Linked DNA regions of Homo sapiens: regions 1, 3, 4, 5, 6 and 7 are each linked to region 2. Evidence: chromatin loops called from intact Hi-C (ENCODE). Cell type or tissue: heart right ventricle. All regions are shown on one strand.

Region 1 (4,000 bases), 450 kb after region 2:
TAGGAGATTCTTCTATGTGTGGTTTTTGATGACTGTGCGATCATTTATTGCACACACTCTGTATCCTAAAGAAATTTCAATTGTAATAAGCTAGTAGGCATGCATACAGTTTCCCCTTTTCTAATAAAAAGAAAACAATTTGTCAATTTTTTGGAGTTTTAAAGATTTCTATGAATAAGGGTTCTGTACAGTTGTAGGAATGACTCAAATGCACTTTGGGAAGGAAAATTGCTTTGCAATTCTTTGAGTCTTCAAACACAGCCACTGTGTTAGGAACTTCTGATTGCTAATTTGCCTGCACGCAGTCTATATGGAAATCTGATCACTTACTGTTATCCGCTGTATTTGTGCCATTTTGCTTCGAACCTGAAAAGAGAAGGAAAAAGTTTCCTTTTATAACTAAGAGAAGAGCATATTATGTGTTAGAATCTAGGCACTTTTTTTTCTTAAACTTTGGATTTTTACATGTGAATTTAGTGTACCACTTTTGCTGCCATCACAAGCCAAAATGTCAGGTTTTGTCTAAAGAGGGGATAGGTGTGTTATGGAGATTTTTACAAGTTGAAGACAACAGAATTTTGGGGAGGGTGTAGAGTATAAGTACTTGAAATGTATCAGGAGATTGGGGCGGGAAGGAAGGAACAGGGAAAAGCACAGATGCAGGGGGTGAGGAGAAAATCCATATCGTTAAGTGAAAATGGTTAAGAGCCTTACATTCTAATGAATGCCTTGAATTAACAGCACGGAAATGTGAAGATGTATTTGCTGGAATGGAGTTCTAATTTGACACACTCTACAGGATTTCTAGAGATTAAGGTTTAGAAAACTTGAAAACGACATGGGTCCAGATATCATCAATGCTCTAAAATAGGAAAATGACCACAGGTGAGAGGAAACAATCAATTCTGATCCTACTTTGACAGAGAGAGAGAAAAAAAGACCAAACAATTACTTCAATTCTTGCTGTCCATAAAAGCTCTCATCACTCCCTGCATTACTCGCAAATGTTCGCATTCGATTTAAATTCTGAATCACTAGAGCTATGGTGAGCCAGCAGCATTAAGCAGGGGATGGGGAACAAAGTCCCTTTAGGCCAGTCACCTGTTAGGTTTGGGGTAAAACAGAAATTGAAAAATTACTTTCCTCTCAAAACATTAGAGTAGCTCCAAAGCATTGAGGACTAAAACTGTTGCAGAGTCGTGTGTGTGTGTGTGTGTGTGTGTGTGTGTTTGTGTGTGTGTGTGTGAGAGAGAGACCAATGAAACAGAGGACAGAGAGAGGAAAGAGAGGAAAAAGAGTTGTCAACATGAATGAAATTGAAGAAAGATTTCCCTAAAGAATATATATATATATATATATATATATATATATATGTATTCACATATTAAAGAACATATGTGAAACTATATAAATGGAACATAAGTATTTCCAGCCATGGAATTAAAAACACACACATATTGTGTGTATATGTGTATGTGTTTTTTAAAAATTTTTTGTTAGTAGTTTTTTTGGAAGGAAAAAGGAAACAAGTGCCATTTTACCAGCTATATCATCGTATTCACAACCACCAAGCTGAGGTATCCTGACTGAGCCAATTAGCCTCGTTTAGTTCTTCATTACCCCGCATTGCTCGACCTGCTTCTGTGCATAACAGGGTTAATCATAATGAAATGAAATGAAATCATTTGATTTTATTAATTTCGTATATAGTATGTCCTCCAGAATTCTTACCAATGCTAGGACATTAGGGAATACTGCTGTGTGCTAAATTTGCTCCCTCTGCTGGCTGTCTCTGAGGGAATGGCAAAACTACTGGCTCACACATACACAAGAACTATTGTTTGGGAAAACACACACACACACACACACACACACACACCACACCAATTTGTCCTCAGGGAAACAGTACCAGTGCATTGTGAGTTAGCTCTGTGCTCTTCTGACACTGACACCAGTAGCACAACCAGCGCAACATTTTCTTCCCGGAATGCCTTGGCCACTGAAGGAAAATAAAAAGTTGGGAGGGATTGGGAGAGAAGGGGAGGCTGGAGCAGGAGGTGAGGCTTGTTCTGTATCTAAGGCTTAGATAAGAACACTGCCCCTACCTCATCTCGGGAGCTTATTTCATCTTCATTCCTTGCTGATACCTGTCAAGTTCCCAAAGGAGGGTGGGAGAGCTTTATCCTACCAGTCTTTCCCACCATGAAAGCCATTTGATACCAATAAGTGCATCACGTTTGGTTCCATAGGACTAGCTGGACAGGAGACGGGTCATGGAATTAGTTAAAAAGCCAGTGCCCATATTAGAATTCCTAGATTCACGCAATGTAAGGTAGTTTATATAAAATATGTAGAGTTAAAAAGAACAAGAGTTAATTTTCCCAAATGAGTTAGAAAATTTGAAAAGAAATAGGGAAACGCCGTGATGTAGTTTTGAACCATGCATAACATTTCCTGTGAAAGGGCATTCTGTTTAGTAATGAAAGTAGTTAAATAGATGGTGTTCCAAGCATATTTTATTTTATATACCAACCTAGAAATTGGAAAAAATCATGCAACTGTAATAAGATTTCAACAAATGAATAGATCAGATTAACCTAACATAAAATGTGTTTTTTCTTGAAGTTAGGGAAAAACTGCCTTTCTCTCTGAGATACACAAAATTATTTCTTGCCCTTTGTGAAAAGATTGAGTTAAATCGTAGCCACAGACTTGGAACCACCAGGAAATTTTTCAAAAAGAAAAAAAAAGGAAGAAAGAAAGGAAGGTAAGGAAGGATGGAAGAAAAAATGCTATCTATCAATGTAAATTCTTTAATAAAGTTTCTTAATGTACTTGATCATATGACATTAAATTCCACTTTTCCCTCTTAATGACTTTCTTAGAGAAAAAAGAAAGCCACAATCAGAAAAGATAAAGAGAATAAAAGAAATGAGTCTATAAAAATCTGAATAAATGGGAATTTATACGTTATTTAATGTCAATCTGCTCCAATTTTTATGTTTGTTATCTGTACCCGCCTGCATACCTGGGATTGCATTGAATTGTTTTGGTATCGAAATATACTCTCTTGCCTTTGAAATTCATGCAGACCTTACTTGTCCTTCAAAAAGGAAAGCATCCTGTTTTGGTTAATGGGCTTTAAAAAAACAACAACAAAAGTAAATTGTGATAGCAATTAGGCTCCTCAGTGAGCATGCTCAGTGGGTTTCTCCTGGTTGCTAGGCAACCGGCTGAAGGTGTGTGGCAAAAGAGGGCCCCAAATGTGAAAACATAAGCACCTTTGGCATAGGTTTCATCCAGTCTAGAAAGCCATGTGCATTTACTTAATTAATTATGGGATGTCCTTGGGTGGGTTTCCTGCATTCCCTTTCCGCACTTGGGGGGAAAGGTGTGGGGGTAAGGAAGGATTACAGAGTGGAGGATCAAGCAGGATGGGTTCAAGAACCACAGTGAATCCTTCCAGAAACGGCGTCGTATCTAAATTGGGTTGCAGTTTTATAGTGTGTGTGTGACCATTTATCTTTCATTTCGGGAGTCGTAGTTAGCTCTTAACCACCAAGCTCGGGCGGCTCAGTATGTCACGGCACCGTCCTAATCCCACCCTGGATCAGCGTAACAGCGCACATCGGAAATGTAAGCTTCGCAAATAAATCCATTTTCACGTACTCGAGTCGTATAACAGAAAATTTCCAGTTAAACCACATTGTTAAATTAAAGGTTGCAGCCCATATTCAAAAGCCCATCCGCAAGCTCTGGGGTTCTGCTGAAGAGGCACTTACAGTAGTTCAGAGAACGATGCAGTGAAGTAAAAATGAATCAACTTTTAGAAACCACACAAAAAGCTTCGTCTTTGGTGAGTACAGTGCCATCTGCATCAGCACCTCTAAGTAGCAACCCCACCAAACACCTGGTTCGGTCCACAGTGACAGCTCACTGTCTCTCCAGTGGTAACAATTTAGAGGCAGGATGCTAAACAAGATATATACATGATGTCAAA
Region 2 (4,000 bases):
CACTAGTTATTGTTCAAGGAAGGGGAAGGTTGGTAGATGAATGGTCCCATGCTGCAGTGTTTAAGAGAAGCCTCTCAATGACTGAATCTAGGAGCATGACTCAATCAAGAGAGGAAGGTGGGGAGCACAGGAAGGAAGAGGAGAGGCAGAGGGAAGGATGAGAGGGAGGAAAAAGAGAAAAAAGAAAGCAGACAAGGAGTAGCCAGAAGAATGACCTCATCCTATAAAAAGTATGCAAGAAAATAAAATGCATTACATATACTATGTTTACAGACCACAATTTTTAATCCTGAAACTTGCAAAAATTATCATCTGAATAGTGGTGAATGAGGCCTAAAAAACACAATATAGGGAATTTAATATTTGTTGGGTGCTTTCTGTGTAACATGTGCTGGATGCAAGAGAGTCAACAATGCACATTATTCTCAAGGAGGTAAGAGTTTAGATGACTAAATACCAGGAGTAACACAATGCTATCCACCAGTAAGGGATATAATGGGAACCCAGAGAAGCACCAAGAAAGAGCACCCAATACAACCTCATTGAAGACAAGGTGGTAACAGGAGAGACATGTATGTGAGATTTCATGCAAGATGACATTCTAACAGAGGTAATAAGGACTTAATATTTGTTAGAATGCAATTCTTAGTTATTTGACAATGTTAAATCAAAGTAAGTAAAGACTATTAAGTAAAAATTTATATCATTTATCCAAAACAAATTTTAAGGTAACTGGAACCTAAAATTGCAAAGGGGAAAAACTGAAAGAAAAGAAAAGAAAAAAAAAACGTAGATGACATTTCTGCCCTTCCACAGCTCTAAGTTCTTTGATCACTCCACGGTTGGTTTGGAAGTTTTTATGGCTTTTGCTTACAAATTAGAAAAATTTGCAATGTAAGACAAAAGAACTATAAAAATCTAAACTGCCTTCTCTGTACAACAAATACCAAACTGACTCCATCAAGTCATTTAATTTCAGAGATACACAGAAATCACTTATACAAACTAAATTATTATAAAGACTTTGATGGAGCCTTGTCAACAAAAATTGTTGCTATTTTTAAAAGACACACTCATTACACAGAGCCCTGGCCTTCACTACCAGGACCCAAGGATGCTCTCCACCCAGGCAATGGTAGAGAGGCTGACACTCTTCCTCTGTAACTGCCCTTGTATAGTTTAGTCCTGTGTCCTGGGAGTAAAGAGACCATCAGTGATTTGTTCCTTTAACATCTCATACTCTATAAACAGCAACTGCAAAAGCAAAACAAAACAAAAAATATTTTACTCAAACTACCATTCTCAATGTCTGCCAGTGAGCACAGCTTAATTTGGTTTGCAAGGAAACCAAAAATGCTTTTATAAAGTATTATGATGTAAATATACTCATTTTCCTTGGCAAAGCAAGTGAAAACTATCAACCAACCATAACAGGAATTTTTCTACTAGGGATTACCTACCACATCCATTACAGACAAATAATCATATTTCAAAATTTCAATGACTTATCTATCCCCTTTTAAGTTCTATTCCCAACTTAGTCCAACAAGAATACTTCTCAAATACAATCAAGGCAAGGGGAATATGAAAGCAATGAAAATATGGTTAATCGTGATATACAATCAACCACTTAAAAAACTCAAGAGTATTACACACATTGCATGTTATTTGAACTATCAGGACTATCTATTTACCAAAAACACACCCAAAACAAAACCTCACCTTTATTTCCAAATAAAAACAAATTAACGGCCATACTCAGTATTAAGCTACAACTTTATAATCATGGTAAATATCTGATCAGTTGTATAAAAATAAATTGAAACAAAACAAAAAACAAAAAAAACCCAACCTTGAAAAGTAAAAGAAAGAAAGAACCTCACACACCAGTCAGTTCCTATGTGAGCAGCCAGCAGAGGGCGCACATGCCCCAACAAGAGCCGGCTATGGCCAGGCACTCCCCAAACTTATTTAGTACTAAGTCTCACCAAATCTGTATGGGGGAGGAGGGGTACAGTCAGCCGATGAGTGGCATTGATAAAACTAACGTGCTCAATTTAGGATCAGTAAGAAACATACATAAGTACACTTTAGTATTAAATACTGACTTTAACAGATATTTCTTAGCTGCTCGATGGAAAGTTGTTCATTAAAAAGATTTGTACAGAAGTGAGCTTCTGTCAGTTTTCAAGGCCACAGTAGTTTTTATTGCCCTATCTGACCTGTATGAGGACTTATTTGTAATGCAAGGATTTATGGAATTAAATTAAATATTAAATTTCTAACATAATTAACACATATTTTTGTGAGTATATTGAATTACACTTAGCAAAGTCTCTTTTAGTGTATGTATATTTCTGTGTGTCTTATACAAATCTATTAATTAACTTTTGCAACCCTAAAGCAATCAAATATGTAGCATTTAAAGAATAAATTGAGATACATAAGTTCCTTATTTTCCCACTGGTTTGTGCTTGATTGATTACTTGTAAATTGTCTATTCTGTGTCTCTATATCACAATATTTGCTTTGGGGTTTACAGTAGGTTATACCAGAAGAGTACCTCACAGCTATGTATGTACACACACATATAGGTAGGGCACTGTTTATTCTTTTAAAGAAGTTTTCCTACAGATGCAAAAGTCACAAATTGTTCCTACTGTTTTCCAAGCTTGTTGAAACAATAGCACAAATTGAAAAAAAAATTAACTCATAAAAGCACCAAATTAAAATGAACAAAGACTACATTATTTACTTTTACAGATAAAAATTAAATAGTCCATAACACATCCAATCTCTAATTTCAAATAGGTTAGAATGAATGGAAGGTCTGCCCCTAAGTTTCAAGCTAGAAAGCCTGGTAGGATAATTAGCTGCCACTGTCCCTCCACCTAAATGATCATTTCACTTGATCTTAGCCAAAAGGCTAAGAAGCGATTCCTAAATGATCATTTCAACCTCACCTCTCTATTCACGAAACAAAAACAATAAAGCCAAGTAACATTTCCATCATAATATATATATTTTTTAGCATCCTTCATAAACTTGAGAGAACTTAATTTATAGAATCTAAAAACCAGGTGGTCTACGTTACATGTAGGTCACAATAAATAATATGCCTCCTTTGGCCAATATGGCTGCACCATTTTTGCCTAAGTTAAAATGACGATGTTTCATTATTCCTAAGCTCTCAGTTCTGAAATGTTTACACAATCTGTTAAGTCCAGGGAAATTTAAATGACTTTGACATGCAGCCTGCTAAGGCCAGTGACGGGGATAATGCCTCTTTACGTGGGTAAAATTTTGTGGCATATAGGTCACTCTCTTAAGGGGAATCAACTGTGTGTCTCTTCTTTGCACTTCTACCACAATCCTTCATCCTGCAGCCTGGAGCTGAGAGTGAAATGCAAGAAAGGAGCCGAGTGCTCAAAGCAAAAATCTGCTTCCAGGACAATCCATTATATCTGACAAGTTAAATGTTCCATGGTAGGCCATATGGCATCAGAGCAGGCCCGACGACGGAAGAGGGGAACTCAGCAAATGCATCACAATTAAGGAGTTTGGCTACAGACTTTACTTAGAATTACTTATTTTTTTTATCAAAGTTTAAATGCAGTCCCTCACATTTTCAACTGAATCCCTTTGATGAGACCATTTTTCAAGAAGTGTCACAATTTCTTTTCTCATCCCGCGACTGTGGACACTTAAATCTACAGGTAAAGGTAGACATGGCCATTTTTACCAAATGGAGTTTCAAAGATGAGGACCTGCAGCTGCATTTTTAAAACGTCTTCAAGACAAATGCTATGTAAGCCCTATCTGCTCACTAGATTAGGATATTTAAATGAAAGTGATCATTGGATTAGGGCATTTAAATGAAACTGATAGAACATTAAGTAAAACTAGTTTTCAATATTAAGTCTAAAAAATCTTAAAACCTGTACAGTCAGAACTGACATATTCTCGTTTCTTCTGTGGTTTACTTATTATCTATCAAATG
Region 3 (4,000 bases), 93 kb before region 2:
CTTCTGAAACTGCACCTTCAAACAGTTGTGTATATGTATGTATTACAGAATATGCTCATCTAGAAATAACCGTTATGCATGCATCTGTATGTATATACACTCACAGGCATATAGCAGCACATACACATGTTTAATTCGTTTGCGCCAATTGCTACAGCTGAACTGGGCCTTCCTGAAAGCTCTGATCTGTCCCCTTTGGCCCAACTATCCCTGATTAAGATCAATCCAAATGGAAGTTCAAAGTACACAAAGAGAACAGTTTATAAATGGCTGCTTTTCACTTTTCTCTCATTCTTCTTTTCTATTTTAAAACAATAAATTTTTGCTCCTCTATCACCCAACAACTCTTCCCGAGAGCCCCACATACCGATTTGAAAATATTGAAATCCTTTTCCTTCAGTGGGCCCAGACGAAGGAAAAAAAAAATAAACCTCCAGATGGCAAGTATAAACCTTCTGCTGGGGTTATGCACAAAATACCAGACACATTTTTTTCTTAAATAAAGCGTTTCTGTTGGAAGGGGGGGAAATTGAGGGAAGAAGCCACACAGCACAAATAACTTATGACAATACTGTTATATGCATGAATGAACCCGTTTGTTTTTCCTTCCCCATTTTGGCTTTAAATATATATCTAAGCTTATATAATCTACTCCTTAATTTGATCTCTCAGTTTTATGTGTTTGCTCTATTTTAACCTTTCAGGTTCTCTCCACTCTATCCACTGCACTCAAGCTTCCAACTTAGTAAGACTTTAGATATCACAAAACCTCAATCCAGGGAGAAACTTACCCCAAATTTCCTCTCAGCCTAACTTGGGCTTTCTCAATTCTGCTTCTCATATCTGCTTTTCCTTTCTAACAGTCATTTGGAAGGAATAAGAATTTTCCAAAACTCTTTAAAAAAAAAAAATCATACCACCTCTCAACTTTACCTGACTGCAAACTTTCGCTCTAGGATCCACTCTCTAAAGCTCTGAAAGCATCTATTTTTCTACTCTGGGGGAGGAGTGGGGGGAAAAAAAGACGAAGGAGAAGAAGTAGGCAAGAAGAAGATCTTAGGATTGGCAAATGATAAATATTTCATGGCACCCAGGAAGGTGCGGCAGTCCTGCACAACTTTGCAAACAATGATCACCACCTAGGATGCTCATCCCTGCGACAATAAAACTTGTCAAAAATCCCCCTCGCAGCCCGCATTCGCTTACCGCTTTCCCATTATAGTAGTACATCAAAGAGTTGCCGCCCATGCCCGGGATTGTGTATGCGCAGTACATGGTCTCGGATTCTTTTTTCTCCTCAGTACCACTCTAACAACTTTTATTTCAAACTCGCTGTCCCTTTTTTCACAACAATTCCTTCAGTTGCATTTTCCCATATGGCCGGGCCAAGCGTGGTGAATATGCAAAGCAGGAAGAGACCATTCCTGGCGGGCGGGGGAGGCCGCGGCGCTGCTGTCAGACGCTCAACTTTGCGCAGCGGAGCTGGAAGGCAGCCCGGCCCTGATGGAGCTCGAAATCCTAATGCATACGCGAGATCGATTCAACTTTTCCGAGGGGTTTTTATTAGTTCCTCGAATAATGCCGATTCTTACAAATTTCTGCAGTCTTCACTTTTTTCTTTTTCTTTTCTTTTTTTTTTTCCTTTTTTTTTTTTTTTTTGTTTTGTTTTGTTCTAGGCACCCTTTTCTTCTCTAAAATTTCCACTCAACTGCCTTAGGGTAAAAGTGGAACAGGGTCCATTATTGAGCAGAATACAAATGCAGTTAATTGACTCCCCCTCTCTCTCTCTCCCTCTCTTTCTTTTTTGTTTTAATTTGATTAAAAAGCGAGTGGCAGGAAGGGAATCGTATGATGCACATCTAATAACTCTGCCATCTGTCTCTGCTGCTGGCTAGCTCCCAGCATTGTACGCAGCTGCCTGAGAACTCGACTCGGAGAAAGGGGAGGGAAAGGGGAGGGAAGAAAAAAAAAAAAAAAAAAAAAAAAACACCACGTCTCTGACCTCGCTCAAAAGGAGAGAGGGGGCAGTGTTTTCTGACTGCTTGGTCAACAACCTACAAAACGGGGTTGCGGAATGAAACAGAGTAGCAGTGCGGCCCGCCCCGGGCTCCGCGGGCCCCGGCCTCCCCGGAGCTGGTGGGAAGCGCGGCCGCCCATGAACTTCACCTCGCCCCGCCGCAGACAGCCGCATGGGCCCAGAGCCTACGGAGGGGCTGGGGCGCTGCTCCCCTCGCTGGCGCTGGGCGCCCCAAGGGCGCACGTTCTCCACTCTGGAGTTGGGTGCTTTCACTGTAGCTTTAGACAATCTACTGCAACTTCACGCTATTTGCTGGGCTCTAAAGCAAGTTTATTGGTACCTTCGAACCGACGAATATCTTACAGCTGTCAGTTTCCCCAAAGGCACCCCTGAGACCACATTTTCAGAGTTTTGCAGCATCCCCGCAGCCCAGTATCTGTATAAATATTTTAGCAAACATCTCATGCACATTTTTACTAAACTTCGATTTTGCTAAACTTTAAGAACGTGAAAACCTTTGTTCACCTTTATTGATCACAACTGAACAATAGAATCCTTATAGATGGCAAGGTTTCTCACAAGCAAGTTGATATATTTATTTATTGTCTTTTAAAAATATTATACCAATCAACAAAAAGGCGGGGGGAGGTACAAAAAAAGGAAAGAAAGAAAGGGAGGGATGTGGGGAGAGGAGATGGGCTGACTTGAGCTTGCCAAATTCAGAGCATCACAGGAAAGGAGGGCCTCTGGGAATTGATCCCAAATGAAACTAAATCATTTGCATATGCCGAAGCAAATGCCACCCGAGCATACATCTATTCTCAAGAATCAACTTTAATAATTCAAAGCACCTATTTCCTTACAACTCAATATGCTAACAAAACACATACAGTATTAATAAACAAGGAGGAATAGTGGTGTTGGTTCCGAGGAGCAAAGCCCGGGCTAATGGTGGAAAGTTTCCCCACTCTCTAAAATAAACACACACACACCGCACATCCACACACACGTATCGAAGGCCCAGAGGTTTGTCTAACTCACTTGCTCTGCATTTATTCGGAAGGTCCCCAGAGGTTTGTGTAAACAGTACTTGAATTATAATCACACATTTCATTCAAATTTCATGCTTTGAGGATTTTTTCCTCATTAGAACAGTTAGTTGTCAATCTGACAGGATCACATTTGTAACCTTTAAACCACCCTCACTGCTTAATACACAAGGCCAGGGTACCCACCTACCAGAGGACAGTATGTAAAAACCACCACTTAGAAAAGAGGCTGGAATTTAAAGAGATAAGTTGGGGAGTTTCCTGGTTGTTGTTTCTTTGTTGTTTCTTCCCTTATTGAGAAGGCTTTTCTAGATCCTAACTTTCCATGGGTAGACTGCTAGAAAGATCTCTAAACTCTTTTGATAAACAATCATTCTGCTTCATCTACGTTAAATACCTTTTCTTACCTATTTTGCAAACATATAAATGCCTTCCTATTAATTATGTAAATATAAACCAAATTGTCATGGCTTAATGAGCTACAATTCCTATTTTTAAAATTGAAGCTCTCATTTCTTTTAATATATTGTTAACATGTGCATAAATAAATATTTTTAATCTGATGAGGTGAAATCGATTTTTAAACCCTGACAATTCAGCACATAAGACTGAAAAAATTAAAATGAGACTAGAACATTAAGCTTCTGGGCTTCATTGCCTAATGGAAACGAGTCTAAGATTTCAAAAGCACAAATTTACAATGATTAATAAAGATATAATGCTTTGAAAGGTGATCTACGAATTATAGCCAGTGAGACACTGAACGTATTATCATCCAGTGATGTTTGGTTTTGGTTTGCTGACCTTGGAGTACATTTCAATCACAGAACTCAAGTCAGTGGCTTGTCAACTGAGACATTTCTGCGATCTCAGCCTTTGAAGTTTTCTTTGTGACAGAAATATCATCCATGATAAATTTTTAGTGTGATGCGTG
Region 4 (4,000 bases), 1.2 Mb after region 2:
ATAAACCTCTCTCTGTGTTTCAAGAACACACCTTTGGGAAGGTGACAGTGTGGTGGTGGGACAGCAAACTGCCAGTCTAGAAAGCTACTCCAGGCCTCAGTTTCTCATCTGTGGAATTAAGACATTGGCCTGTAGATCCATGGGATCCATCAGGGATCACCCCAGCTCTAAGCATCTATGATACCGTGGGAATGGAGATGAAGATATTTCATTTAACATCTGGTCAAGAGTCCAAGTAAACAGGTGAGCAACTCTCTTGCATACCTAGAGAGTGTGAGCATGAGTAAATCCTTTCACTCTTGGAATGAGAAGGAAATAGTAAACCCACTTTCTAGGCTAATCATGTGATATTTTACCAAACTCTGAGTTTAGAAAGATGTTATATAATCTGGCTTTTATTGCATGTATTTAGATCGATTTTATCAAGCCATGTTCCCTGATACATATTAGGATTGCACCTCAAAGTCTTGGGTAGCCTTAGGTCATATTTCAGCTGTGGTTCTTTTGTTTAGAGCAAGAAGTATGTGGAAGTATTTTGTTTTGTTTTTATCAATCTTGGTAGCTCACGTGATGTCCTTCAAGAGCCAGCCATACTCTGGGGCTTATCGTCTTGGCAGAAAAAGCAACTGTCCAGAGGTCAAACAAGGGCCTGTTTCCTCCCCTGCGAGCCAGCTGAGACCTTCCATTCCCAGACTGAGTTTCAGTCCTTTAGTTTAGCCTTAAGGCTTTGTTCCCTAATAAAATGCAACACACTGGAAAGACTGCCACTAAGTTACTCTCAGATTTACTTTACAAGGATGAGTTGAGATCAACTTTTGATGAGCAGAGGAGGGCCAAATAGACCATGTGTCCTTGGGAGGGAAGAGCTGTGTCCCTGGGATGGGGAGCATTTTGGAACCAGAGGTTGGAAGCACCAAAGCCGAACAGTTCCTTCTCACCAGTGCTTCCCAGGCAGAGCCTCACAAAACAGCACAATTGTGGCAATTCCCCTGTGAGGCTTCTTTAAGAACCCTATTTTCCCTGGTTTAAGTAAACTCAAATATTTCATTTGTATTTCTGTAAGCACACATTTTCAACTCTTGCTGCCTTCTTGGCTGTTGAATGACTGTCATCACCATGTGTAGAATCATGGATCTAAGAATCCTCAGTGTCACTTAGTCCAACTTTCTTCCCCAAATAGTCTCTTCTAGGATATCTTCCCCATTGATGGCCACTATGTAGGTGCTTGAACCTTTGCAGTAACAAGGACTTCATTGCTTCATAAGGCACTGTGTTACATGATGGACTATTGTATTTTTAGGAAGTTCTTTTTATTGAATCAAACTTTATCTCTCTAAACATCAATTGATCATTTCTAGTCTCCCAGAATTACTTTGGTTAATGGATCTCAAAGTCTAAATTCAAACATTGTCACCTAAGCATTGAGGTCCTCCCCTTTTTTGTTCCTCTCACTAGTCTAGTTTTATGAACAATCCTATGAAACCTCGATGACCACACATCTGACAAGCCCATTACTGTTTCAAAAGGAAAGGAAGGTAGGGATCTACAAGCTAATGTCTCCAAAGCAGATCTTAGCACAATTCTGATTCTGCATCCAGCACATGACATTCTCCCTGGAGATAATCCCAATGCCTGCTTAATAGGTTAGAGTCCCAGCGTTTAATATCTGACCGCATTAAGAGTTTTTAACATCTCACTTAAAATTAATCCATAACAGATATTTTTGACATAAAACTCAAAAGGAAATAGCTTCCTACCCAAATTAACTACAAAATCGGGAAAAACTTTAAAAGTTTCTGTATTAGACTGTACACAAGCCTGCCTACTGTATTTAACTGGACTCTTCATGACATCTAGTGGCGAAATCTGGAAAAGTTTCCAGTACTCTAAACGTGGCAGAAGGTGGGAAAACAATTTTTAATCCTATTTGATATTCACTGTTTGAATATTATGTTTTGTGAAATCGTAAACTGAATTCATCTGTCAATCCATTATAATAGTATACTCATTTTTATTTTAGGCATATCTGTGGCTTTATACCTTTTAAATTTGGGCTGACTTTGAAATCAATCACATCTATTTTTTCACGGATGTCAGAAAGAACCACATTGGTTTAGGGGGAGAAAAACATTCTGGATAAGCATAAATAACAACATTTTTAGCTGGAAACACACCACAAAAATGTTTTGCATAACTGTATTCATCTTCAAATGTAGTTTTAAGACTCAATTCCTGTGAAATCTGAGTCATTTATAGCTAACCTTGAATGTATTGTTATTCACAATTAGAAGTAGATAAATTTCACAGGCAGAGAAGCTGACAAGTCTTTAAGACTTCACACTTAGTTTTGCAGGAAGAGCTGAAGTTAATTAGAAGTGATTATACATACATTGCATGTGTGTGTGTATTTGTGTTGTTGCACACAGACACCACGAAGGCCTTGGGAAGGTTGCATTTTTTATGTTTTAAAAATAAACATAATCTCCTTCCCATGTGTTGCTATAAGCCCAGTAAATCTAGGAAGCTCAGCAGGGTTGAACAAGGTCATTTCTCGTCAGGACTCCAAGGGGGAGCAGGAAGCAACCCTGTGCATCAGATGCTGGCATCCTAATCCCTGCTCAGCAAGAGCTTCCCAGGCATGTGGGACAGGTCGTGCCAGCGCCGACACACTGGCAGACCGAGGCTCTGACGCCAGCCACGCTCCGTATCAGCACTGCGGCTCCCTACCTACCGTGCCCCTGGAAGACGAAAATATATCCTCACTCTCACAGTAAAGGCAGGATTCCAACCGAGTCTGCTCACTTCTTGGTTCTGGTAAACAGGAAAGTAGTCATGAAAAGATACATCTAATCACTATCTCAGAATCAGGGAGGCTTTATTGATTTGGTTTTTTGTCGAATTTAAATATATGTTAAATAAATATATAAAGATATGTAAATTATTTTGTTGAATTTAAGATATATATTTAAAACAAATGGATAATTAATGCATATTTAAATTCAACAAAACCCAAAACAAATGAAGAAAAAAATATAGATATATATCTCCATAGATCTTCTGCTACAGAGAAGAAACAGAACATATACCAAAAGACATTATAAACATGTAGGTAAAAACAACTCCAAAATAATATATAAGAAACAGAGAGTGGTGTTTCCCTGTGAGAAAGATCTGGAGACTAGAAGTGAGGGTAGAGATATGGAGATGAGGAAATCATTTTTCTCTGTATACTTATACTCTTTGAAAACTAGCTGTATTACCTAGTAAGAAATATATTTCAGCCGGGCGCAGTGGCTCATGCCTGTAATCCCAGAACTTTGGGAGGCTGAGACAGGTAGATCACTTGAAGTCAGGAGTTTGAGACCAGCCTGGCCAACATGGCAAAATCCTGTCTTTACTAAAATTACAAAAAAATTAGCCAGCTATGGTGGTGTGCACCTGTCATCCCAGCTATCGGGAGGCTGAAGCAGGAGAATTGCTTGAACCCAGGAGGAGGAGGTTCTGGGTAGCCAAGATTGCACCACTGCACTCCAGCCTGGGTGAGAGTGAGACTCTGTCTCAAAAAAAAAAAAAAAAGGTATTTCAATTTTGAAATACCATAAATAATTTGGCCCAAAATTTGTCCTCACCTTGGTGTGAGGTGATATAGGTCTTTGGATATATGATTTTAAAAATTAATAAGGTGACTTCTGTTTTCTGGTTTAGACTATAAGGTGCTTAAAAGTCACCATTCTGGCCAGGCATGGTGGCTCAAACCTGTAATCCCAGCACTTTGGGAGGCCGAGGCGGGCAGATCACCTGAGGTCAGGAGTTCAAGACCAGACTGACCAACGTGGTGAAACCCATCTGTACTAAAAATACAAAAATTAGCTGGTCATGGTGGCACACACCTGTAATCCCAGCTACTAGGGAGGCTGAGGCAGGAGAATCGTTTGGATCAAGGAGGCAGAGGTTGCAGTGAGCCGAGATCACACCATTGCACTCCGGCCTGGGTGACATC
Region 5 (4,000 bases), 63 kb before region 2:
ATTAATCACTCCAATGTGGGTCAGGTGGCTGGATGTGCAGGTCATTTCTACCTCATCCACCTTCTAGATAAACGTGCTGCTCTGGGCGCATGGAAACTCATTTACTTCTATCTCCTTCCCATCAATACAAAACAGAACAAAATAAGCAATATACAAAGCAGAAACAAGCAGTACTTACTGAAGATGGCAAACCTGGAGGAACTTTTCGAACTTTCTTTGTCTGTACCTCTGAAAGAAAATGAAGATGCTTTCAGCTCCCAAATGCCCATTTTCCTAACTAAGATAGGTTAAACCACAAAGACTTCTAGATGATACCACATTTCCTTAAATCATTACCTTAGCAAACTGTAGTTACCACGATCACATTCGATTCTAGCAGAAATCAAATTCTGCTTTGTTCATAAAAATGAAGATATTTAACTTTTTGCTACTTTGATCTTTTAATAGCTTCCTTATGGGTGCAGCTAAGAGAAAACTAGACATAAGCAGACACCAAAAAAGTTCTGCTACCATAAGCTGTTAACGTACCTACTCAGTGTACTAGGGGGGAAGTCTCCAGGCTGACAACTGAGCCAAATTTTATGGTTTTCTTGGGGTGGGAGGTAGGATGGGGGGGCGATATTTTAAAGAAAGAAAGAAAAAAAGAAAAAGGCATAATCATCCCTCAGGCATTCAAACAAAGGAATACCTTACCCATGGCACTACTGTGAAGAGGCCTCCTTCGGGGATTATTGCTAGAATACTGATAGTACTGGGAACCAGGTTTGGTGGGCGAAAGGGTTCCTGGGTTGCCCATATCCATGTCACCTCCAAGGAGACTCTGCTAAAAGGTTAAAAAGGGAAAACAAACATATAAGGTTAATTTTTTACTTTCACCACCTCCCAACTGATTGTTAGTACTTAAACCAATGCAATAAAGCAAACAGCATCTGCTAAGCTGAGACAATTAAAACAAAACAAAAACCCAAAAGAAAGGCAGTCTAAGAAGCTATCACAAAGTTTGTGAATTTTTAATTCTTTACTTTTAGGAGGAAAGTAGATGATTCCCTTTAAACAATATTTTTTTAAGTCTTTTAAGATGACTCACGTTTTCATTTCACAAAACAAATGGCATTTATATAAGACTAATGTTTCCTTTCTCTAGACTGAGGCTCATATCTGGGAACTATTCATCCCCTTCCTTAACAAGAAGAACCTCATTTTGTGAACGCACACAACTTCCCCTGGCTGCATACACTGGGGGTAAGTGTAGCCTATGAACTCGACTGAGAACCCTGCCTCTCTGTACCGCATATCATGATTCTCCACGAACTGACATAGCACCCACAGAAGAGAAAATGCCAACTGAACCAAGAGGAAATTCAAATCCTCACACTAACTCTCAAAATTACAGAAATAGCAGATATTCCAAGCTAACAGCCACAAAGGACTTCAGAATGCCCTCTTGAGGTCTATCGGAAGCTAAGACACATCCCACAGATTAAACATTTACCTGAACACTAGAAAACTTCCACAATAACCTATCACAGTGTGACAATTATTAAACTTCTAAAAATGATGACATCAGAAAGATTATATAATATTACATTTTCTAAAAACTACATAGAAACTTACCCATAATATATAAATCGCTTGATTATACTCTGCATTGAACACATTGTTCTTTTAATTATTCTGATATGCAATAAAACAAGAGTAGATAGTACCATTTATATTAAGAACAAATTTACTATTTAATAAAGAAATTTTAAAATTAAGTACTAAAAATCTAACTTTATCGTTACTTGTAATCAACTTTTACTGACTGAACTAATTACTGTCCTTGATAAAGTACAGAATGTGTTTTCCCTAATCTAAATTCTAATCACCATGTCACTCACAACAGACTTAGGGATGCTTCACTAACACACTATTCACATGCAAAATACTCTAAATAGGCCAATTATGACTCTGCCCCTGTTCCCTGGTTAACCCGCTGAGAACTGAAAAATTTCACAAGGCAGTCACCAACTAAAACAAAGGGTCCTTGTTTTAAATTAAGACAGTCTTTTTGATTCCTAAATAGCTCAACAAAGTGGCATGTCTTCTAGTGAAAGCAGTTGGTCAAATATGACCCATAAGCTGGAAAATCAAAAATTCAAACCTCCCCTTTCCACCGCCATATAGCTAAATATCATAAAGAGAACCTCTCTATTCCAAGGGGTTTTTCTGAGTGTTGGATGAGTCATATATAAAGGACTAATCAGCTACTGACAAGCTCGCCTTTACTGATTCCAGTTTAAGACTTTTTCAAGAGATATGTAATAAACATTACTTCAAAATACAACTTCAAGGATGAGATTTCAGATTGAAAGCACATTTTGAGTAATAAACTCATTGCTAGTATCTTAATGTTTACCACATAAATACCTGATAAAACCAGATTTATCAGATAAAAATCTGACATCTGCATGCTCAACTATTGCCTCTTTTGAACTTATGAGACATATTAAAACACTACACAATGACAAACTAAAACATAAGGCTTATTATAATAAAGTTTTGCATAAATCAGAAATCTAGTAACAAATAATTTATCATTTAGGAGTGGCATTCAAAAGTTTTTGAATCTCAACCTAAATTTCACTCTTCGCATTTCTTATTAACAAAGAAAGTTACAGTGAAGTCTGTGTCCAAGTTTTCTTTGAAATTTCCATCAATAAAGCTGTGAATGATTTGAAATCACAACCTCCTTACAGTTTGGTAAATCTACGAATGAGTCTTCATTTCATTGGAAAGAGGAGTTTGAAAATAACTTTGTATTCTAGACACAAATCACCCCTATTTCTTCATTTTTCTTTCTCTAGAAGTATATTAAATATTCAGAAAACGGCTAAGCAAATATGTTGAAATGCTTGCTTGTGTTTTTAAATGAGTTTAACCATTGGTTAATTCCTCTTGGTCCTGGTGGCAAAGGTTTTCACTCTCAAGAAATTAAATGCATTCAAGGGGTCAACCTAAAAACACACACTTGCTATACTGTCTTTTAGCAGCATTCACAATAGAGCTGTGAAAAATATAAAATAACTACAAAACAGCTACAGGCTGTGGTTGACCTTATTGTTGTTAACTTAAAAGAAAATAATTTCATGGGCCAGTCATAATAAATCACGCATCCAACTCTTACATATGCAGGCGCAAGGACTATGTGCAGTAACATAGCACTAGGACCAGATAGCACTTACAAACCTTTAGTGGTTCCTGTTAATCTTTATTTTTTTCACAAAGCACATTCCTGTTTCTTTCTCCTTAGACCTGTTTGTTCCTATTTCTTTCTCACTTGGACAATAGAATCATTCTTCTAAAGCAACAAAAATAAACATTTCCTCACATTTAAGGGGGCCCTAAACACCTCCTTAGGGAAAATGAAGATAAAAATATATGTGTTCTTATTGTAGAGTATACTTATAAAGCGAACAATGACCATTTACTATTGTCTGGCCTTTACGTCAGATACTTAACTCTCTGTAGCAATGAGAAAGATAAATTTTCCACTGGCTGAAAAACCTGAGTTTATGAATTTTAAAAAGTGAATGGCGTTTGATTTAAAGTAAATTAAATTTTGCACAAAATGGATAAGGTATTTGTTTATATTATGAATTTACCTGCATATATAGATATAGCTCTGAAGACAAGTTTCTGCTTAATAAAAGTTAAGCTTGAAAACTACATCTACTTTCAAAATGGGCAAATTCATCCTGGCCTTAAATAGGATTATAATGGTTTTAGGTTTTTCACATTGTGCAAGCTCATGTTCTGCGGTTATGCTGGGTCCCAGTAGTAGGCTGCCCGAATCTGCCAGGAAACACTGGAGGCAGATGTGGCATCTGGCAGAGCTAACCTGTAAATCTTAAACCCATAGTTTAGCATTTTGCTTAACTGTCCACAGTGTGATGAGACAAGCCCTTCCCCTTACTCGCTCCTAATTTTTTTTCCCAAAAGACCTAAAATACTGTAACCA
Region 6 (4,000 bases), 970 kb after region 2:
AACCATTTGTGCATGGAAATACATCTGAGGTTTAAATGTTAAGACTATTACATTACTAAATGCCTTATTTTATAAGTGAATAGGCCATCACAAGCCCTATTCCATGCATTAAAATTGTACTCACCAAAGGAATCCATCTACCATACTGAAATCCTAAAACAATCAGGCATTCTTGTAGGAAAGTTAATACAACAGCCTCTGTGCCTTCTCTGTAATCAATTTCCTACAGCTTCTGTATGATGGCAGCTTAGGAAATTTTCTGGTTTTACTTTCTATGTTTAGATAAAATAATGATGACTCAATTAAAGATGCCCAATCTTAAAAATGAATTGGAAGGAGGTCCTGTTTGGGCCTAGAATAAATGACTATGGCAGTCTTCTATGGAACTATGAGGGGCAAAGAGAGTAGGGAGGGGCAGAACAGGCAATGGGATGAATCACTGCACAGACATAAGGTTCCCCATATTAAAACACGCATGCTTGTCTCTGTCTCTTGTTATTGCAATGAAAGGCGGACTGTTTGTCTTGGTATATAGGTCAATCATGCATTCTCTACTAGATTCCCCTCCATGGAAAGTGGAGAATACAGTTGGTTTAAGTGTGAACATTGCTTTTTTAAAAAGGGCACTTGAGATTTCGAGCTTAATGAGCTGTTTCCTATAAATCTGGGGTTATGTTTGCAAGCATCTCCTCAGCTTCTTCTGTTGAGGTCCGTCAGCCCACAGAGCACTTGACTGGACAGCGGGATGGACAGTTTTCATCTGCCATCACCCCGGAATGAGTGGTCCAGTTGCCATGCACACCTGCTTGCCTTATAAAATGTGCTACAGTTACAGCTAAAACAAATTGCCCATAATAAAAATAACAATAATGATAATAGTAATAATAATTAACTTCTGCTCCATTCCAGGATCCCAACCTCTCACACCTTTAATGAGCCAATGTGCTCATTTCTTAAACCTAAATTGTATCAGGATATTTTTAGAAGTATGTTGCCTAACAGGTTTTAGTTGGGAGGCATTTTGCCTGTTTATTTGGCCTCATCTTTGTAACATTAGTACTCAGCTTAATGAATTAAGAGAAGCCAATGGATGAAGCCACAGGAAATAAACTCAAACCTCTTTAATTTAGATTTATTAGGAGATCTGAATGACCTTTCTTGAAATCTTAATTATAAAATACTAACTATATTATTTTTAGCTGTAATAAATTATTGCCAAATAAAGATCTTCTGACAATAAATACATATTTGTATTACACATAATTTTCCCATTAAGTTATTCAAATATAAGAATGATCCTAGAAGATTGTTACGTTATTATTCTTAAATAGGCTCAAGCCTGTGGTCAAACTAGTTGCCAGTGTTCATTTCCTTAGTGAACACTCAGGAAGGCATTTCCGTGAAGTACTTAATTACACGTGCTTGCTTGCCTTACTCTTAAAAAGAACGTCAGAATTATTTTGACCCAGCACCGTCCAACAGAAGTAGCCATATATGTCATTTTAAATTTTCCAATATCCACAATGGAAAATAAAAGAAACCAGTAAAATGGATTTTAATGATATGTTTTATCTAACCAACATTTTCAAAATATTGTTATTTCAATATATAATCTGTGTGAAAATTATTGAGATAGTTATGACTTTTTTGCTGTACTATGGCTTCAAAATGCAGTTTGCATTTGTCACTTACAGCACCTCTTAGTTTGGACCAGGCTCACATCAAGTGCTCAGGAGTCACTTGTAGCTAGCAGCTACTGAATGGGACAACACAGTTCAAAATAATTACAGTACTTATCATAGCTTTTCCTTCCAACTACTTATATATGTATTCCTAGCTTTGAACTTAAACTTCCGGAATTACTGTCCAACGAAACAAAACAGAGCCAAACTAAAAAAAAGGAAAACAAGGGAAGAAAGAAGATGTCTCTGGTCCAAATTTCTTAACGTGGCTTACAAAGAGTTTCAAGGCCTGGCCTCTGCCACCCTCTACAGCCTCATCGACACTCCTGCCAAACAGAAATTCTTCTCCTTCTCCAAATGCCCTGTGCTCCTGCCTCAGTCTTCGCTGTGTGAAAGACTATTTCCACTTCTGCCTTCCTGCTGGCTCCTCATTCTTCCAGTCTCAGCCTAGACACTCTTTCAGAACTGCCTGGACTCTGTATGTCGCTGAACCCGCCAATGGCCGCAGCATTTATACATTTTAGGGCTGCATGATTTTGGCTTTTTAAACCTTTCAAGTCTTCCTTTCTAGACTTCAAACTGCACAATGTCAAGAACCACATCATTTTTTAAAATTATTGCTTTCCAGTCCTTAGCACATTGCTTGACTCATTAAGAGTGCTTGCTAAATTTTGTTCAATGAATAATGAATGAACTGACAGGAGAGAAAAAATATGAACACTGAAACTCAAGACAATCGTCTCCTCTCCTATCCCCAGCCTCTCATTAGGTGATTGAGAAGTTGATTCCTGTGTCATGTGAGACACGATCTGGGGGTCCCAGCATCTCCTGATATATACCAGTTACCTGAACTGCTTGATGTAAACTGTATTCTGCTGATGGATAACCCTGCTTGATTCTGCAGCCTCCTAGTCATACACTGGTTAAGTGATTAATTCATTCTAGAGATAGACAAAAGGACATCTAAATTCAATGGATTATTAAACTCCTTGGGATTCTTTAGAAGGAAAGGGTTTATATCTATTCAACCCACTTTGCTTCCCGGAGATTTTTAAAATGTAATGCAATAAAAAGCAACACATCAAATTTGGGTTTTAGTTTTTTGTGGTTGAAGGCCCCCACTTTCTAGTCCCATGCCTATCTCATATCCACCAAAATTCTTCCCATTCTCCACTGCGTTAATCAAATCACTAAGTTTGCGATTTCCCCAAAGCATCCTATGCTTTTTATGTCTTTGCTCCTTGATTTTCCTCCTCCTAGAAGGATTTTCCTCAATACCATCTGTCAAATCCTTCATCCTCATTCAGTGCCAGCCAAAGACCACATCTGCTAAGAAATGTTTCTCTCATTTCCCAATTAAAGCTACTTTTTCCTCTTCCAAACTTCCCATTGTGCTTTATGCCACTAAGAGGCCAAAATCCCATTCTGATTTGTGTTATGTACTTGTCTCACTTTGTTATTTCCCTTGCCAGACTTTAAGTCCCTGGCAATGGCCATGATGTTTGCATTGTTGCATATCCTCATCCCACCTAGCATGATGTCTTACCCAGAATAGTTGCTCAACAAATATTTGCGGAAGAAAAAGATGCATCAAATTTCTCTTAAATCCAGAAAATAGAACTACATATTATTATAAAAGTCTTTGACAAGATTTTTCCAGCAGTCACCAGTGGCTAATCCTAAACCTAAACCTTAGGTCGAAAACAGCTTACAAAGTATCTGGCCATAATCCCAGTATACACAGACAGTTGTGTTTTCCAAAAGATGGATCTTTTCTTTTCATTCTTAACTGCTTTAATGTGCTCCGTAATAAAGATGTGGTTGTTTAAGCTCTGCATCTCAGTACTGCATGCTCTTGGATCAGATACAAAGCCCCTTTAGAACTCAGTTTTCTCATTTGTCAAATTAAAGGGTTGAACTAACTGATTTCTACTGTCCCTTTCAGATTATAAAAACCAATAATTTTTTTTGAGCACTCCTTTTTGGCCTAGGTTAAAATAGGATGGGTGGAGATAACTCAGTATTTCAGTAAAAATGCAATAACCAGAGAGGATAAAAAATAATGAGCATCCATATTCGCCATCAGTTTCAGGCATTCACAGACGCAAGCAGCAATCTCACTCATGAAATGTAGGCGTAAACGGTGTTCCTCTTTGGTATATATAGGCAAAGTTTTTACTTTAAACTATATGAGTACAATGCCAAGAATTTGAAGGTGGAAGAGATTCTGGGTTGGTTATCTTACACTATTCCTCTCAAGAGATGGTTTCCCAATGCATTAGGAGAATTCTTCCTTAATGCATCTCTCCATCATGGTA
Region 7 (4,000 bases), 370 kb after region 2:
TGCCTGAGAGGTGCTGCTCTCCCGCCACCGAAGTCGCTGGGAAATTCTGCTGCACTGAGACATTTTAATGTCGGATGTTCTAATCCTGCGGGCAAAAAAAAAAAAAAAGTTTGAACCAGGTACTGGGCTTTTGTCACGGTGAACCCCACCCGCGCCCCGCGCCGTCCCTTCATTCACTCAGGCGAGGTGGCTTGGATTTGCACCTCGTTGAAGAAGCCTCCCATGCGACATCTCCGCCAGCACCCCGCGCGGACTTGGCTGGGCGGCGGCGGGGAGTCAGCTTGTCACCGCACGGCGGCCGGGACCGCAGCCCCTGGGTGCGCAGTGCGCCTCTCGCTGCGCCCTCCTAGAGCGCGGGTCCCGTGCCTGTGCCCGGCGCGACGCGATCTCCCTGCTAGTCGGGCTCCGCGTGCTCCCCGCGCTTCCCGCAGCCTCCGCGCAGCCCGCAGCGCCCTCCAGCCCCGCCTCGCGGCCGCGGGAACCCGGCGCCTGCAGCCCCGCCCGGAACCGACCGCCAGGCGCTGTTGCCGCCGGCCACGCAACGCGGGGCCTCTGCCTGGCACCAGCCCCAGGTGCCTTGTCTCGGGTCGTGCTGTCGCGCGACACTGGGGACCCAACAGGCCGCCGGCTACTCAGCTGGCCCCGCAGCTTCCCTGCGGCTCAGCGGCCTCCCACCCAGGAGAAAACCACATTTGATGAGAGTTTTGAATCAAGCCGAGCGTTCCCCCAGATGTTCAGCTACCTCAATTTCTAATGATTCCACAATCCCTTGTGATTCATCTCTTTCCTCCTAAGGGTTGCCAATGGCTCAAAGTTTAGACTTGGGATATAAAAAACGCTATTCACAGCCTTATTAGGAGGAGTAGGTGGGGAAGGGGAACTGGATACTGAATGGATTTTTTAATCTACGGAGAAAAATCACTCAACTGAGACCCGGCCTCTTTAATTTTCCTTTCTGAATCTCAGTGACTTCCTCTATAAAATAAAATGCAAAACAATGATATCTCACCTGCGTCAGAAAGTTGGTCACATGGTCTCATGAAGTCTCTTTCAAGGCTAAGATCTCTATGATTTTGTGATCAGTAGATTGAAATTTAAGATTAGAAACAGGTTATTTCTTGAAAGCAGTAAATGGAGGGCATTATGTGTGAATCAAGTACCAGAAGCAGGGGGTCTTTGTCTCTCCCTCTCCCCAGATGGGGCAGGGTCTCCACACTCTGAAATGTTAGTGTCAGTAACACATAATCAGGAAGTCGAATATGCGGATTATCTAGTCCTTTAGGATTCTTTGCACCATTGATTCTTTCCACTAATATTGATAACCCAAAGTTAATGACATATTGTGAGTTTCTCTTCTTTGCCTTCATGTTTTCAATCCTGGAGACAGAAAAAGGAACTAATTCTCTTCTTTTAAAACAAAAACAAAAACAGAAAAAATCAATCCCATTGATCAATGTGGAAAACCAAAGACCCAAGACTCCCCTGTGCCAAATCCCTCCCATGACCCTCCACTGTGATTCAAATTGGAGTGTTCTGGAAAATGCCGGTTCGAATTGCAAGGAGGCAGAATCAATCTCTCTCTCTCTCTTCAAAGGAGACACAGGCTCTTCTCAGGGACATTCCCTTATGTCTTTTTGATGCAGGAGGTTTAAGAGTCTCCATCTTAAAGCCCGCTGAGTTGGCTGAATGCTGACTTTAGGTGCCCACTATGAGCAGTGTAGTGCCCAGTCCTCAGAAAGAATCTAGAGTATTTTTACAGAACGAATTGCCTTTGTTTACCTTTCTGAATCATTTCATGCATGTTGTTGTTTTTGACCCACCCTTTTGCTAGGATACAAGAGCCAACCTTCTGTAAGAGGGGGAGAAAAAGAAGGAAGATGTGTGAGCTCCCCCTGGTGCTTTCCCGCATTCAGGCCAACTGAAAGGAGCTGCAAGGAAACACGTCTACACAGGCATCAGGAAAAAGAAAATATCTGGATTATTTCCTTTAAAAAGGCCTGTTTCCATGCTGATGGGCCTCAGAGCAAGACTTCCAGGCTTCGGGCCTGAATTCTGTATGTCATCTTAGGAGGAATTCTTGCCTTGTCAGAGAACGTGTTTCTAAAACAAAATTTCAAGTGGGGGATTTGCCAAGCTGTCCTGCGGACAGGATTACTCTTGGAATCAAACGGGATTACTTTTTGTCCAGAATTGTTCCCTTTGTTAGGCTAGTTATTCTTTGACTGAATAATTTTCACACACTTCTCTTTGTATGTGTTGACAGCACAAAGATATCACAGGAATCTGGTACCAGCCAATTTGACTGGTGGTGACTTTAATTCCAGACAATATCTCCTATCCTAATAATAACCTGTATTCGTAATGGCCTCTTTAACACTGGGGGTCAGGGACTTCTGTGGACTCCAGTCATCTGTGAAGATCGTCGGGGAGATTTCACTCAGTCTATTCAGTATATCCAGTATAGTGGCCTGAAACAATTTATCAACGTGTAGTCAGTCAGTCCTGCTCTTGGTCCATACAGTGGAGAGTCTAAAAGATGTGTGAAATACATTCCCTACCTACACATGGGCAAATCACTTAAAGGAGCAAACTTTAATGTTCACTAACATAGTTAAAATGGATGGGCCAACATTATCATGGTTCTTTCACCTCCTAAGTAAATGCAAAGCTTTTCTTCACTCCATTTTGTATGTGTAATTTTGATTGAGTGGGAATCTTGTAAAGCCAAAAATGGAACTGAAAGCCCACTCATAAGACCATAAGTTTTTTTTTTAATTTTTAATTTTTCTTTTCAGGCAGGGTATTGCTGTGTCGCCCAGGCTTGAGTGCAGTGGTGCCATCATGGCTCACTGCAACCTCTGCCTCCCAGGATCAAGCGATCCTCCCACCTCAGCCTCCTGAGTAGCTGGGACTTACTGTTGTGCACCACCACAGCTGGCTAATTGTTAGAATTTTAATTTTTATTTTTTTGTAGAGACAAGGTTTTACCATGTTGTCCAGGCTAGTCTTGAACTCATGGACTCAGGTTAACCACCTGCCCCAGCCTCCCAGAGTGCTGGGATTACAGGCATGAGCCACCACGCCTGGCCAAGACCATAAATCTTAATTAATCTAGTTCATAGTCTCAAATTCATTCTACTCTCTGATTTTTATTTCTCCCAACTTACTGTGTGCACGCACCCCCCCTTTTTAATGACATTTCTCTGATTTGCACTGCCATCCTCTCTCCTACTTCAGTGATCCAGCATCCACAATTCATTTTGTCATAGGTGAGGCTTACCTCTTTCCTGTCAGTTCTTCACCTGTACAGATTGCTTCCTTTTCTCTTTTTGCACTTATTGTTTGCAACACCCAATGACTTCTTGTAGAGAGCCCAATTCTGTAGTTGATAAAACCCACACATGCACGTATGTTACATCTGGCTCGGAATTGGAAGCTCCATGGAGAAAGGAAATGGCTTTTGTTTCTTCAGTATCTTCACACTCCCAAATGTGCTGATATCTTTAGTCGTTCTTAGCTAAATGAGTCAATTGAAATAATAATCTGGAGGGATTTTTTTAAATCTCAAAAATTTTCTAAGTCCCATGTCTCTTAAATGAAAAATTGTCAAATGAAGGAGCCATTTTCAGGATTTTAATTTATGTATTAATGGTACTCTACTTCCACCCCAAAAGGATTTAAGGTGAGCTTAAAATATTATGAAAATAAGATAAGATTATTAATTCCATCCATGCAAGCTCTAAAATCTTCTATTTCTAGATACTAATCTAAACAATGAAGAGGTTATTTTTTAAAGACAAAAGGTGTGCTTTATAATATCTCTCATTATCATGTTAAGAAAAAAAACCAAAAACACAGATAAAAAATTTCAGAAATATTTTTGCGTTTTCTTTGCATATCATACACATACACACACACACATACATACATACACAGTCACACTAGAACTGTACTGGCAGTGAACATAGGTTGTTTAAAGTATAGCTATTCAACTGTCATA

Evidence for each region. Hi-C counts contacts between places; a loop is a spot of excess contacts. Peaks named below come from ENCODE experiments on the same cell type or tissue, not always from the same donor. Only the 100,000 strongest peaks of a DNase experiment are listed, where the experiment ranks them.
Region 1: a loop joins it to region 2, with 4 times the contacts of the local background. A loop is called at or near these places in 31 of 110 quality-filtered maps.
Region 3: a loop joins it to region 2, with 2.5 times the contacts of the local background. A loop is called at or near these places in 35 of 110 quality-filtered maps.
Region 4: a loop joins it to region 2, with 26 times the contacts of the local background. A loop is called at or near these places in 79 of 110 quality-filtered maps.
Region 5: a loop joins it to region 2, with 2.2 times the contacts of the local background. A loop is called at or near these places in 31 of 110 quality-filtered maps.
Region 6: a loop joins it to region 2, with 2.8 times the contacts of the local background. A loop is called at or near these places in 6 of 110 quality-filtered maps.
Region 7: it touches region 2 in a loop (8-fold over the local background); 68 of 110 quality-filtered maps call a loop at or near these places.

What each region holds. Positions count from the first base shown.
Region 1 is chr18:55,859,678-55,863,677 of GRCh38, forward strand. It overlaps LOC107985183 (a long non-coding RNA gene), which reads right to left and starts at 1,212. Exons shown (of 3, transcript XR_001753452.2): 1 at 953-1,212; 2 at 331-366. It overlaps LOC105372131 (a long non-coding RNA gene), which reads left to right and starts at 3,309. Exons shown (of 3, transcript XR_002958213.2): 1 at 3,309-3,636. In heart right ventricle, a CTCF peak has its summit at 1,768 (motif pointing left); no DNase peak of the experiment used is centred here; H3K27ac peaks cover 525 bases.
Region 2 is chr18:55,413,550-55,417,549 of GRCh38, forward strand. The region is part of intron 5 of TCF4 (transcription factor 4); the gene reads right to left. Among named protein-coding and RNA genes, the nearest start is that of TCF4-AS1, 37 kb to the right of the region's middle. In heart right ventricle, CTCF peaks have their summits at 1,904 (motif pointing right) and 2,103; a DNase peak (open chromatin) is centred at 1,932; H3K4me3 peaks cover 581 bases; H3K27ac peaks cover 4,000 bases.
Region 3 is chr18:55,320,464-55,324,463 of GRCh38, forward strand. All of the region lies in intron 8 of TCF4 (transcription factor 4), which reads right to left. Among named protein-coding and RNA genes, the nearest start is that of TCF4-AS1, 130 kb to the right of the region's middle. RefSeq lists a silencer at 1,945-2,324. In heart right ventricle, a CTCF peak has its summit at 2,031; DNase peaks (open chromatin) are centred at 1,438 and 1,988; H3K4me3 peaks cover 3,764 bases; H3K27ac peaks cover 4,000 bases.
Region 4 is chr18:56,574,407-56,578,406 of GRCh38, forward strand. LOC105372135 (a long non-coding RNA gene) reads left to right here. Exons shown (of 2, transcript XR_935514.4): 2 at 1-759. Among named protein-coding and RNA genes, the nearest start is that of TXNL1, 62 kb to the right of the region's middle. In heart right ventricle, CTCF peaks have their summits at 1,866 (motif pointing left) and 2,071; DNase peaks (open chromatin) are centred at 652 and 2,655; H3K4me3 peaks cover 931 bases; H3K27ac peaks cover 3,352 bases.
Region 5 is chr18:55,350,181-55,354,180 of GRCh38, forward strand. TCF4 (transcription factor 4) reads right to left here. Exons shown (of 20, transcript NM_001083962.2): 7 at 694-823; 8 at 179-228. Among named protein-coding and RNA genes, the nearest start is that of TCF4-AS1, 100 kb to the right of the region's middle. RefSeq lists enhancers at 193-888, 1,267-2,633, 1,520-2,359. In heart right ventricle, no CTCF peak of the experiment used is centred here; no DNase peak of the experiment used is centred here; H3K27ac peaks cover 3,147 bases.
Region 6 is chr18:56,387,384-56,391,383 of GRCh38, forward strand. No RefSeq gene overlaps it. Among named protein-coding and RNA genes, the nearest start is that of LINC03069, 200 kb to the left of the region's middle. In heart right ventricle, a CTCF peak has its summit at 1,998; no DNase peak of the experiment used is centred here.
Region 7 is chr18:55,779,946-55,783,945 of GRCh38, forward strand. LINC01415 (long intergenic non-protein coding RNA 1415) reads right to left here and starts at 1,780. Exons shown (of 2, transcript NR_145452.1): 1 at 1,010-1,780; 2 at 1-85. All of the region lies in intron 2 of LOC105372130 (a long non-coding RNA gene), which reads left to right. In heart right ventricle, CTCF peaks have their summits at 463, 664 and 1,905 (motif pointing left); DNase peaks (open chromatin) are centred at 546 and 1,896; H3K4me3 peaks cover 1,319 bases; H3K27ac peaks cover 2,351 bases.